2 separate regions of the Mus musculus genome follow, and region 1 is linked to region 2. The links are chromatin contacts, found by POLR2A ChIA-PET in ENCODE. All regions are on one chromosome and are shown on one strand. Each heading gives the region's core, a stretch centred on a gene start or an enhancer-like site at or near the end of the contact. The rest is flanking DNA. Distances are from core to core; before and after follow the strand shown. Region 1 holds the start of Ranbp3 (RAN binding protein 3). Region 2 holds the start of Hdgfl2 (HDGF like 2).

Region 1 (6,436 bases), core at 1,942-4,441, 590 kb before region 2:
AACATGCTCAAGAGATGGGGTATTCTGGAAACACAAAATGACTGATTCAGAAATGATGGATGTAAGGCACAAACACTTCACCTCCTGAGAAGACTGTGACAGAAGTAATGTCAGAGGATAGACAGCAGGCAGGCACAGACCTTCCTAGCCACAAACTTCAAAACCAAACATTCTCCATCTTCACTTTACAAGCAGTGTGTATTGACAGTGAACAATGTATGGGCGCCACAAGACGACCGAGCCCCAGGTGACAACGTGCAAACTGTACTCCAAGGCAAAGTGTACTCTCACTCCCAGTCAGTCCTGATCAACAAACTCCTTCCACCAACAAAACCTTCCTTTTCCATGGAAGAGCTCTTGGATGGCCTCTGTATCAAGCACTGCTCCAAAAGCAGGAGCCTACTAGTGATAGAGAAGGAGAAACTCCTGCCTTAGCAGTGCTTCTGCACCAGCAGAGCATGGCTTAGTTGGCTGACAGCTGAAGTCAAGAAATAAAGCAGGGCAGAGGCGATAGGAAAGGTGGCCACCAAAAAAACAGGCAGTCTGGGAATTCCTCATGAGTAAAGTATCATTAAGAACAGACCACCAGGGAGGGGGGCACTCCAGACAGAGGACATCCAGGAGCCCAGCAAGGAAGAGGAAGGCAGGTCAGAGCAGAGCAGTCAGGAGGAAGGGTCTGTGTAGAAGCTACTCTAGCTTCTGATTAAGGTGCTGGATGAAAAGAGGCAGAAGGGAAAGAGGCCTCCTTGGAGGCAGTGGAGGCAGGCACAGAAGAGGACTCCTAAGCACTTCAAAGTCTTGGGGTAAGAGAAAAATTCCCATTGACAACCATAACAGGTTGAGGTCTGGGTGACTTTCTGGGATGGGATTCTGTTCTACACAGGATATTACCCACTATAAAGGAGACCTCCATGGCACGAGCCCCATGTTCTGTATATTCCAGTCATCCCAGCACTTGGGAGGTAGAGTCCGCAGGGTCAGGACTTCAAGGCTAGAGCTGTGAACCTGAGAGCAACCTGGGCTATATGAGACTCTGTCAAACCAACTAAAATCCCCTAATTTTTAAAAGGAGTCTGTGTTTAAAACACACCCATGCCACGCAGTAGTGGTGTACGCCTTCAATCCCAGCACTTGGGAGGCAGAGGCAGGCAGATTTCTGAGTTCAAGGTCAGCCTGGTCTACAAAGTGAGTTCTGGGACAGCCAGGGCTACACAGAGAAACCCTGTCTTGAAAAACAAACAAACAAACCAACCAACCCACAAAGCACATCACATCAATCTCTACTTCCCTGGCTCCCTCTACTGCCTCCATCCTCAATGGCTTGTGTAAAATAGGTAAGGGGGGGGGGGGGGCGGGGCGGCTTACCCAGACTATGCAGGTTCACACAGCTCTGCTTCCTGACCTGCCTCTAGTAACTGACTTACCTGCATCTACCCTTCAAGGCCTGGATGGAGTGTAAATACCTCCCAATGCCCAGTCCCTCCCAGTGTACTCTCTGAAGGACCCCATGTCCCTGGGTGTTCTACAGAAGCCTCAGACTACATGTCACTGCATAGTGCATAGTGAAGTACCACGTCCCTGCTAACAGCCTGACTGTAGTTGTTAAGGAAAAAGGACAGGGCTGAAAATAGACCTCTGGGGGCTAGAGAGATGGCTAAGCAGTTAAGAGTACTGACTGCTCTTTCAGGGGTCCTGAGTTCAATTCCTAGCAACCACATGGTGGCTCACAACTACTGTAATGGGATCCTATGTACTCTTCTGGTATGTGTCTGAAGACAGCTCCAGTGTACTTAGATAAATAAAAATAAATAAATCTAAAAAACAAAAAACAAAAAAAACAGACCCTGAAGTCCCCAAACTGAACCCTGGAGGAGCCCCGAAGGGGCCACCACTGGGTGTCAAGCATCAGGCTGACTGAGAAAGTGTTACATCCCAGAGTGCTCAGGGAGTCAGGGCCACGGGGCAAAAGGGGGTGTGGAAGCAATTAGTATATCAGTGCTCAACCTGTGGGTTGCCACCCCTTTGGCAAATGTCTAAATAGGAAATCCAGAAACATTTACATTACCATTCATAACAGTAGCAAAGCTAGTTATGAAGAAGTAACAAAAATAATTTTATGGTTGGGGTCACCACAATGAGGAACTATATTTAAGGGTCACGGCATTAAGAAGATTGAGAACCACTGAATTAGGAAATACAGATCAGGTGGCCAAGCCTAAATCAGGGGATGTAAGCTGCACTCCAAAGGACTCTGAAGACTGGTAGGAAGAGACGTGCAGGTTCTGCAACAACTGGGTAGTCCTACCATATTCAAACCCCTTAAATGGGATGTCGACTCCAGAGGGGAGGTTTCACGGTGTCAAAAATAAAAACGGGATGTGAAGAAGCAGTTAGGAGTTTCAAGATCAGATGGCCAGGCCTAAATGGGGGGCATCAAGTGCACCTCAAAGGACCTGGAGCCCTGTGGCGGGAATAGGGGCGCCCGGTCCGGGTTTAAGCAGACCTCGGGGTGTAAGCTACAGGTCGGGGTGGCCGAGCACCTTCGCGGGATGAAGGAGAGCCGGACCTGAGCCTGAGGCTATGCCGGGGAAGGAGGCCCAGGCCCCAGGCGAGGGAAGCGGGGAAGGGAGCGTGGCGGGCTGGGCCCGCGAGCAGGCTCGGAGGTCTCGCCCGCCTCGTTCGAGGCCGCGGAGCCGCGTCTCAAGGCCCGTTGGGCTCCCCGGGCGGCCTGCGAGGCCGGAAGGCGTGGGGTGGGGGTGGGGGGTGGGAGGCGGTCGCGGCGCGGCCGAGGAGCCTCGAGGTCGGGAGGAGGCAGAAGCCGGGGCTGCCGCGAGGAACCCGGCCGGGGACCAGACTCCACGGTAGGGGGGCCCGCTGGGTGCCCAGACCGGGTGAGGCCGAACTCCCACAACCTGAAGCGCTCGCCCTTCGACTCTGGGGCTCCCTTGACTTCCCGCCCCGCGCCCGCCTGCCGCCAGCTGGCCCCCGGCGGCGCCTCCCCTACCTTCGTTCGCCAGGTCCGCCATTTTACTTCCTTAAGCCCTCCCACAAGGCCCCGCGCCCGGCCCCCGGGCTCCGAGGGCTTTCTGCTGGGAGAGTTCTGCGCCTGCGCATCCCATAAGCCAGCGCCGGTGTGAGGAGGAGGGAAGCTCGCACCCGCTAGAGCTCCGGCCGCGCGCCTGCGCAGTAACGGCTCTCCGCCCGCCTCTTCCCGCCCGCAAAGGGAAGAGGGTGTGGCTAGCGTGGCACGCATGCGCACAGGCAGCGCCAGTTTGCTATTGGTCCTGAGCTCCTAGCATTGGCAGCATGTTAAGGAGGTGGGGGGGGGGGAGGAGGATGGCCGAGCCCCACGCATGCGCAGGAGAGACGTGCCGCTGCTTGCTGTCCTGACTGCCATCCCGCCACTTTCTCTGTTTGTTTCTCTGGCGTGAGCCTAGGTAGGCTTTTTAGCGATTCCGCGTACAGGAAGGAGTGGCCCATGTCCCTGAATCAGAAGCCAGGCCCTTTCACACAGCTTTCCTATGGCTATTTGGGGTGGTTGAGGAAGAGGCAAAGTCAGAGGTCACCCTAGATTTCAAACACAGGATGTCCTAATAAAACTAGACTCTTAACCTCTCTGGGCATTAGACTTGGCATTGGTGCGCACGCCTTTAATCCCAGCACTCAGGCAGACGCAAGAGGATCTCCGTTTGAGAGCAGCCTGGTCCAGGGCTACACAGACTATGTCTTGAAAACAAACAAACAATAAGTAATAAGAAAAGATGTATTTGTGTATGAGTGCTATGTGTGTGCAGTGCCTACAAAAGGCTAAAAAAGGAAAGGCTATCCTGGAACTGGACTGTGGGTGACCGGTCTAAGCCAACTATGTGGGTGCTAAGAACTCAGGCCAGGCGTGGTGGCGTACGCCTTTAATCCCAGCACTCGGGAGGCAGAGGCAGGCGGATTTCTGAGTTCGAGGGCAGTCTGGTCTACAGAGTGAGTTCCAGGACAGCCAGGGCTATACAGAGAAACCCTGTCTGGAAAAAAGAAAGAAAGAGAGAGAGAGAGAGAGAGAGAGAGAGAGAGAGAGAGAGAGAGAGAGAGAGAGAAGAAGAAGAAGAAGAAGAAGTAAGGAAGAAAGAAAGGAAGGGAGAATGGAAAACCAAACCTATATTCACCTTTGCATACTGACAAGACACCTGAAAGCAGCTACTACGTATTTTAAATCTGGGTATACTCCTATAGATCTGTGAGATAGGGAGACACTGTCACAGTGTAGTCCAGTCTGGTCTTGAACTCAAAATTCTCCTGCCTCATCTTCCCAAGTGCTGGGGCCACAGATATAGAACTCACTCTTGCCGGGCGTGGTGGCACATGCCTTTAATCCCAGCACTTGGGAGGCAGAGGCAGGCAGATCTCTGAGTTCGAGGCCAGCCTGGTCTACAGAGTGAGTTCCAGGACAGCCAGGGCTACACAGAGAAACCCTGTCTCGAAAAAAAAAAAAAAAAAAAAAGAGCTCACTCACACTTTCTTTCTCCCCCCCCACCCCCAGTTTTGAGTATTTTATGTAGCCCAGACTGCCCTCGAAATGGCTTTGTAGATGAGGGTGCCCATGTACTTCTGATCCTCCTGCCGGCACAGCCAGAAAGTTAGGCTAACATATGTCACCATCATACCCAGGTTCAATGGTTTTGGTTTTGGTTTTTGGTTTTTAGTTTTGAAAGAGAGTGTCATTACATAGCTCAGGCTGGTCTGGAGTTTTCAGTAATCCCCCTGCCTCAGCTTCCAACTCCTGGGAACATGAATGTGTGCATACAACGCAACCTTCTGTCTCCCTGGTGTATGTGGTGAGTGTGGATGTATGTGCACAGCAAGTGTACATGAAGAAGTAGGGGGGTTGGGGATCCTGCTCTATGTGTCTGCTTTATTCACTTCAGACAGCCTCCCTCACTCAACCTGGAGCTACACTGGGCTAGGGTCACAGGCCCTCCTAGCCATCCTGGCTTCTCACGTGGGTGCTGGGATTTGAACTCCTGTCCAAATGCTTTACCAGTCAAGCCATTGCTCCAGGTCTTCTCAGTCCCCTTTTCCCCTGTGGACCTCCCTGTCTGACCCTGTGACCTTCCATCACTATGATGTTTTCCTGAGTGCTGTATGAGCCTTGCACAGTGACTCAGTGTCTCTATGTTATCACAGAACTTAATACCAGCACCCAGGAGGGAGGGGCAGGTGCATCTCTGTGAGATGGAGTCCAACCTGATCTACAGAGTAAGACCCTATTTCAAACAAACAAAAGAAACCAATAAACTCCTAAACTTGTTAAACTAGTGGACCTCAAACTTCGTAATAGTGCAACCTTTTAGTACAGCTCCTCATGGTGTGGTGATCCCCAGCCATAAAAGCATTTCCTTGCTACCTCATAACTGTAAGTTTTCCACGATTCTGAATCATAAGGTAAATAGTTGATGTGTGACCCTCAAATGGGGGAACCATGTGAGAACCACTGCCCCAAGCCATAACAGAAAGATCTTTGTAAACTGAACAAGGAAACAGGTTATTATACAGCTCAAGGGTTCTGCACACTGGTTGCTCTTGCAGAGATCCCGAGTTCTCTCCCCAGCACCCACATCAGGCAATGCACAAGATCCTGTAAGCCCAGCTCCCAGGGTTGTGATGGCCTCTCGTGGCCTCCCTAAGAACTGTGTTTACATGCACAAACCCGCGTACAGACACACAGACATCCACATGGAATAAAATAATAAAATTTTTATTTTAAAATTATTTTCTGGGCTGGTGAGATGGCTCAGTGGGTAAGAGCACCCGACTACTCTTCCGAAGGTCCAGAGTTCAAATCCCAGCAACCACATGGTGGCTCATAACCATCCCTAACGAGATCTGACTCCCTCTTCTGGAGTGTCTGAAGACAGCTACAGTGTACTTACATATAATCAATAAAATAAATCTTTAAAAAAAATTATTTTCTAAAATTTAAATTTTAAAAATTAAAAGAAAAAAGAATGTACTTTAAATACTACTAGCTTCCTACTCTGGTCACTGGGGTACAAGTGGTCAGGCGTGGTACCTTCTCCCTCCAGGGAGATCCCCAGCCATACAGTACCCAGGAGTAAATTAGAATTGAAAATTAACAACGGTGCTGCCATCCCTGTGGCTCTGTGTCAGTAAATCTCTGTACAGTCTGAAGCTATGTCACACGTCATGTTCTGCGACGCCTTGTGACCAACTGCATAGAATCCAGCAGTGGCTTTTTGAGGGACATCCGGAGACTCAGGAGCTCTGGACCCAGAAGGCTAGGTTTACACTATGAGTTGATTCTGCTGTGGGGGGCTGGTGGCCTTCTATCCCTCAGCCTTCAGTTCCACTCAGCCAGAATTCCAGGAAATAATCCTTGGTGACTGAGAACTGTGTGTATCGGGGATTGAAATCTGGGCTGTAGCAG
Region 2 (5,673 bases), core at 2,936-5,435:
AGGTTTTGGGCTGGTGAGATGGCTCAGTGGGTAAGAGCACCCGACTGCTCTTCCGAAGGTCAGGAGTTCAAATCCCAGCAACCACATGGTGGCTCACAACCATCCGTAACGAGATCTGACTCCCTCTTCTGGAGTGTCTGAGGACAGCTACAGTGTACTTACAATAAATAAATAAAAAAATAAAAAAAAAAAAAAAAAAAAAAAAACAATAGCAGGTTTTGACTTGTTGTGATTGCTCCCTTCGGCTACTTCCCAACTGGATGACCATCCCTCCCAAGCTGGCACTACTCTGCCATTTCTCATTAAAGCCTCCAGAGCAGGGACTAAGGCAATAGCTTACCCAGTAAAGCACCTATTGCACTCACAAAAGCACCAGGATTAAGGTTCCTGGCATTCCCAGAGAAGCCCAGGCAGCCCACTTGTGAGCCCAGGTGCACAGGACACAAACAGGGTATCCTTTGAGCTAATTCAGACAATTGAGTGAGCTAGGGGTTCATGAGAGACTATGGCTCAATATATAAGGTGGGGGAGGGATCAAGGAAGACACTGATGTCAACCTCCAGCCTGCAAAAAAAAACGCATACATATGGATATGCATACACCATACAAAACACCACTAGCTCCCCAAAGCAGGAGTAAAAACAGAGCGAAGGACCCTACCCAGCCTTATACCCTCCACTCTCATCTCACTCTAGAATATCCACATAGGCAGCTCTCTCCAGCCTTCCACAGTGGTTTTCTATTGATTTCACTTTCTAATTTTAAACTTTAGAAATTATATTTGTTTAGTGTGGGCGTGTGTGGAGGGAGGCCAGAGAGTAACATACAGGAGACAGCTCCCTTCCCACCATGTGAGTACTGGGGAAGGTGTTCACGTCATCAGGAATGGAGGGCAAGCATCTGCTGAGTCTCACCAGCCCCTCTCTTCAACTTTTCTAAATTTCTTCTCTCCCCAGAAATTTCCAGACAGGCTCTTGGCATTATTTCTTCTCTCTGACCAGGAGTTCTCACATTCACAAACAACTGCTTACTATACCCAATCCTCAGCTGAGAGTCCCAGACAGAGGAGGGTGCTAGTATAGCAAGCCTTTCACTTTTGAGAGGCATCTTCCAGACTTGCAACACCCTGTTCAGAATCCAGGCTCATCTTTAGATGGTGGTCCCCACCTAGTGGGCACTGGGTGATATCTATACACACATGTGGTAAAATGACCTGGGGTGTCCCTGGAGTGGAGTAAGCAGACCTACGACTCTGCTAAGCATTCTGTAAAGCCCAGCAATACACCCCAAAGAAAGATCCGATCTACAGTACTGAGAAACCATCCTGGAAGTTTCTGAGGAAGCCCCTGCTCCTGGGAGCCTATAGATGCTCCACTGCCCACTTGTTCCCAGGCACTCACCGGAGGCGCACTGTAGCTGGCATGGGGGTTGTTCTGGATCTCCCAGAGCCCCTCATTGAAGCCTTTCCTCTTGTTGGGCTTTCCGTACTTGTCCTTGCACTTATCATAGGGGAACAGGTCCTTGGGTCCCAGGAAGGCCCTGGAGGTAAGAACCATAGGCCAGTTCCAGGTGAGCCAGGTCACCCTGGGAAAAAAGCCAGTCTGTGGGTGAACACTGAAAACCTGGAGGGGACACTTACGTTTCATGCGTTCCAAAGAAGAAGATGGGGTATTTGTTGGGTGGGGGCTTCACGGCACCATCAGCAATGTCATCAATCTGTAGTGTGAGGCAGGCTGGTCAGAGGGCTTCAGGTGTAGGCCAAGAGGCAGCTTTATCCAGACCCAGTTACCATCCAGTTACTTAGGGGGGTTTGGGGTGGGGGGAGGCACACCATGGGAAGACACAGCACCTTCCAAACACAAGTCTAGAGATCTGAACTCAGGTCCACTAAGCTATACATTATCTCCTTAGCCCCTTAATTTGGAATTAATGTTTTTCCTTTTAGACAGTCTCACTATGTAGCCTGGCTGTCCTCAAACTATGTAGACAAAGGTGGCCTGGTACTTGTCTCTGTCTCCTCAGCAATGGGGATTGGGATTGAAGGTAAGTACAACCATGCCTGGCTATGAAACCTGCACACTTATGTGCATCCTACTAACCTGTCTGCTACCCACAGTGATTATCTTTCCACCAAGAAGAAAGCTGGGCCCCCATACAGGTACTTAGGCCGAGCCAGGTCCAGTATAGTCCCCTGAAGCCCCTGGGGTGGGCCTAGGTTCAGCTTCTCCCCACTCCCGGGACTAGCCAATGACTGCCCCTCCTGGAAAAAAGGCCCAGTCTGTTCTTGTCCCAGAGGTAAATCTGGCAGCAACAGGGATGGAGATTTGGGGGAATGAGGTGGAGTGCTGAAGGAGCCAGGCCCAGAGCAACCCGGAAGTCCCACCCTCTTTGTGAAAGCCCATGGGTTCCAGCAGCTGTCAGTCACCTTCCCACAGGATGCTAGTAGCCCCTTCCCCTCCAATCAGGTGCTTGGAACTGTTCTCTCAGTGCTGGAGAAGGCTGGGAAGGGGGAAGGGACAAGAGCTTCATAGAGAGCAGAGGTAGACTAGTGAGGGCAGTGGCCAATGTAAAGTTTTGCTCCCCAGTCACCCCACTCACAGTGGGATTTCCCAGTGTTTAGCCACCCACCTCATCAACGCCGGGGGATGGCTGGATCCTCCCTAGCCTGCTCCTCAAACTCTGGTCCCTGGTGGCTGGATGCAGGATACCAGATGCAGAAGCATCCTCAAACCTGCCCTGCCGAGCCCTGCCAGGCTGCTTCTCCCAACGGTCCCACACCTCAGGAACTTATGGGGCCCTCTGGTCCTGACCTCTAGGAGTTACCTCCTGGGCTGGTTCCTGTTGAGCTTGCTCTTTGGCATCCCCATGGTAACTCCCTGCCGTATGGTCTTCCATTCCCACCCCCATGCAGACACAGCCAATCTAGCCTCTGTACTAAGACCTAGAGGCAACAAAACTCTGTTTCTATGCAACTGAACATGTGCACCAGGACTTGCAACGCTAGCCACCATCTGCACAACAAAAATTCCTTCAGTCCTGACACATGGATGCAGCTAACTTCAGCCCTGGAGTGATCTCTGTCCCAAGTCCTGGGGGCAGCAGAAGCCTTTGGGTCTCCGTGTATGTGCCAATTTTTGCCAGGGCCAGAATTCTACCACCTGCGCACCCAGGCTCTAAAAATCTACACTGCTTGACTCCAGCTTTCTCAAACAGGAAACCTCAAAGCCTCCTACCTCCAGCTTGAAGCTGCCTGTTCTCAGGTAAGCTACATACAGCCCACTGAATCCCTTTAAGGGCCGGACTCCAGGTCCCCAGAAAAGCTTTCTTCCAACCCTTGCCCTCATTTAGGTCATAGAGATAAGGTCCCTTTCCTTCCGCTGTATCCCGCTCCCCCATCCATCACGCGCAGCCTCTCTGGAAGAGACTCTTCCCATCATTTGACCCTTCCACTCCAATCCCAACGTGCCCATGTACCCTTTGAGCCCCACTACATCCCTCAGGCTCCACGACCCTGGGATCCCCTAAACGCATTTCTGACCTCTGGTACATTGGTCTCTCAGGCCCTGGACACCAAACCAAGTGACACAGGTTCCGGAGGAGGTCAAGGCTAGCACCACGGCCGTTCTCTGCAGGACTGTGGGTCTCTGAGACTCAGGACCTCACCATGCAGGTTACTCAGACCAAAACATTGCCACACCTCAATTCCAAAGGACCACGGGTCAGAGCCAGGATCCGGAACAGCGGAACACAAGTCCCTCAGACCAGGGACCTCCCCGAAGACGCACCAGACCCCAGGCACTGTGGTCCCGGAGGAAGGAGATTCCTCAACTCCAGAAAACCACAGTGCAGTCACCTGAGCCAGCAGCCCCAACCTCTCCTCAGCCTCCATTCCAGCCTCCCCGCGCGCGCCCGCCCGCCCGCCCGCCCGCGGCCCCTCTGCTCGGGGCCGCCAACTCCGCCGGGCCCGTCCACTCCACGCGCGGCCTCACCCGGGCCGGCCAGTGCGGGTAGCCCTTCATCTTGGCAAACACCAAGTCCCCGGGCTTGAAGGCGTGCGGCATGCTGTCGGCGGAGGCCCAGGCCGCGGGAAGCAGCAACGGCGGTGAGAGGCGAAGTCAGAGGCGGGAGTCGGACGCCTGAGGGGCGGAGGCGTCCGCACGGGCCGCCGGCCGGCGTCTACTTATTGGGTTCAGCACGACCGGAAGTCCCGCCCTCCCTTGGCTAGGGGCCGCCGTCGCCGTCGCTCATGACCACAGAGACGCGCGCGGGCCAATAAAGGGAGGGGTTGGATCAGAGCTAGTTAACGGGATTGGATAACGGAGCAGAAGCCAAGGGCGTGGACTAGGAGCCAGTGGGTGGGGCGGAGGGTGTCGGAGGTAAAAGACGAAAGGTTTAAGCGGCTACTGGGTGGAGCCTAGAGAGGAATGATGGGCGGGGCTTAGGTTGGGGATCGCTCAGGGGCGTGGCTCGCAGTCAGGATGTGGGGCGGGGTGAAGGGCATTAGACGAATTAGACGCAAAACGGACAGGGGCTTGACAGGGGCGTGGCTTAAGAGCTGCATGAGGCAGTGGCCTGTGGGTGAAAGGAAGACTGAAACTAATGACAAGCAGTGATGGGGCGGGGCCTAGCGAGGCCGGAACATACATAACAGTACTGAACAGGCCTTTGGACTCGGCCAGACGAAATATAAACAACCAATCAGCGTAGAAGACGGATTAACGACAGCCTTCCAAAAGGGCATCAGTGCAACTATGAAGCCCATTGGCTATAGCTCGACCAATGGCTGGACATGAAGACAAGTTCCACAGAACTCAGCAAACTCCCGCCAGGAGTTGGCAGAGGAAGGGGCGGTGATCAAGAAAGGTCAGGGCTGAGAAGGGGGCGGGACAGAGCTCACTTGTTTACTTTCATTATTTAAAATTTTTTTCTTTTTTTGTTGTCTATAATACATTACATATTTTCACTTTATACTTACAGCACCTTTATACTTTGACATTTTGCATTTTAATTATTCTTTTTGTTGTTGTTTTTTTGAGACAGGGTTTCTCTGTGTAGCCCTGGCTGTCCTGGAACTCACTCTGTGGACCAGGCTGGCCTGGACCTCAGAAATCCGCCTGCCTCTGCCTCCCAAGTGCTGGGATTAAAGGCGTGCGCCATCACTGCCCAGCCATTTTAATTATTCTTAATTTTATTTGGAGACAGGGTCTCACTCTGCTGTCCTCACTGGTGAGTGGGGGGTGGGGACAACTCCTTATATAGACCAGACTGGCTTCGAACTCACAGATGTACTCTTGCCTCTGTCTCCCCAGCTCTGGATCAAACATGTGTGCCACCGTGCCCTGCCTTAAAAATCTGTGTGCTGCCGGGCAGTGGTGGCTCACGCCTTTAATCCCAGCACTTGGGAGGCAGAGGCAGGCAGATTTCTGAGTTCGAAGCCAGCCCGGTCTACAGAGTGAGTTCCAGGACAGCCAAGGCTATACAGAGAAACCCTGCCTCGAAAAACAAAAACAAAACAAAACAAAACAAATCTGCGTGCTATGTGTGGGCATGCACGCACATGCTACAGCGTGTGTAGAAATCAGAGGACAGCTTTGTGGAGCCCACCACTCATTTTTTTTTCACCTGAGGCTTACGGGGAAAGTAATTCACTCGATGAGCCATTTCACTAGCCAT

Evidence for each region. ChIA-PET counts read pairs that join two places held with the same protein, here RNA polymerase II (POLR2A).
Region 1: POLR2A ChIA-PET joins it to region 2 with 11 read pairs in embryonic stem cell. The contact joins the promoter of Ranbp3 here to the promoter of Hdgfl2 in region 2. POLR2A ChIA-PET finds 5 or more read pairs at or near these places in 2 of 5 experiments (Patski and embryonic stem cell).

What each region holds. Positions count from the first base shown.
Region 1 is chr17:56,669,980-56,676,415 of GRCm38, reverse strand. It overlaps Ranbp3 (RAN binding protein 3), which reads right to left and starts at 3,191. Exons shown (of 17, transcript NM_001252466.1): 1 at 3,005-3,191. The coding sequence starts at 3,026.
Region 2 is chr17:56,078,143-56,083,815 of GRCm38, reverse strand. Hdgfl2 (HDGF like 2) reads right to left here and starts at 4,185. Exons shown (of 16, transcript NM_008233.4): 1 at 3,990-4,185; 2 at 1,640-1,716; 3 at 1,401-1,539. The coding sequence starts at 4,061. It also overlaps a transcript of Ubxn6 not described here.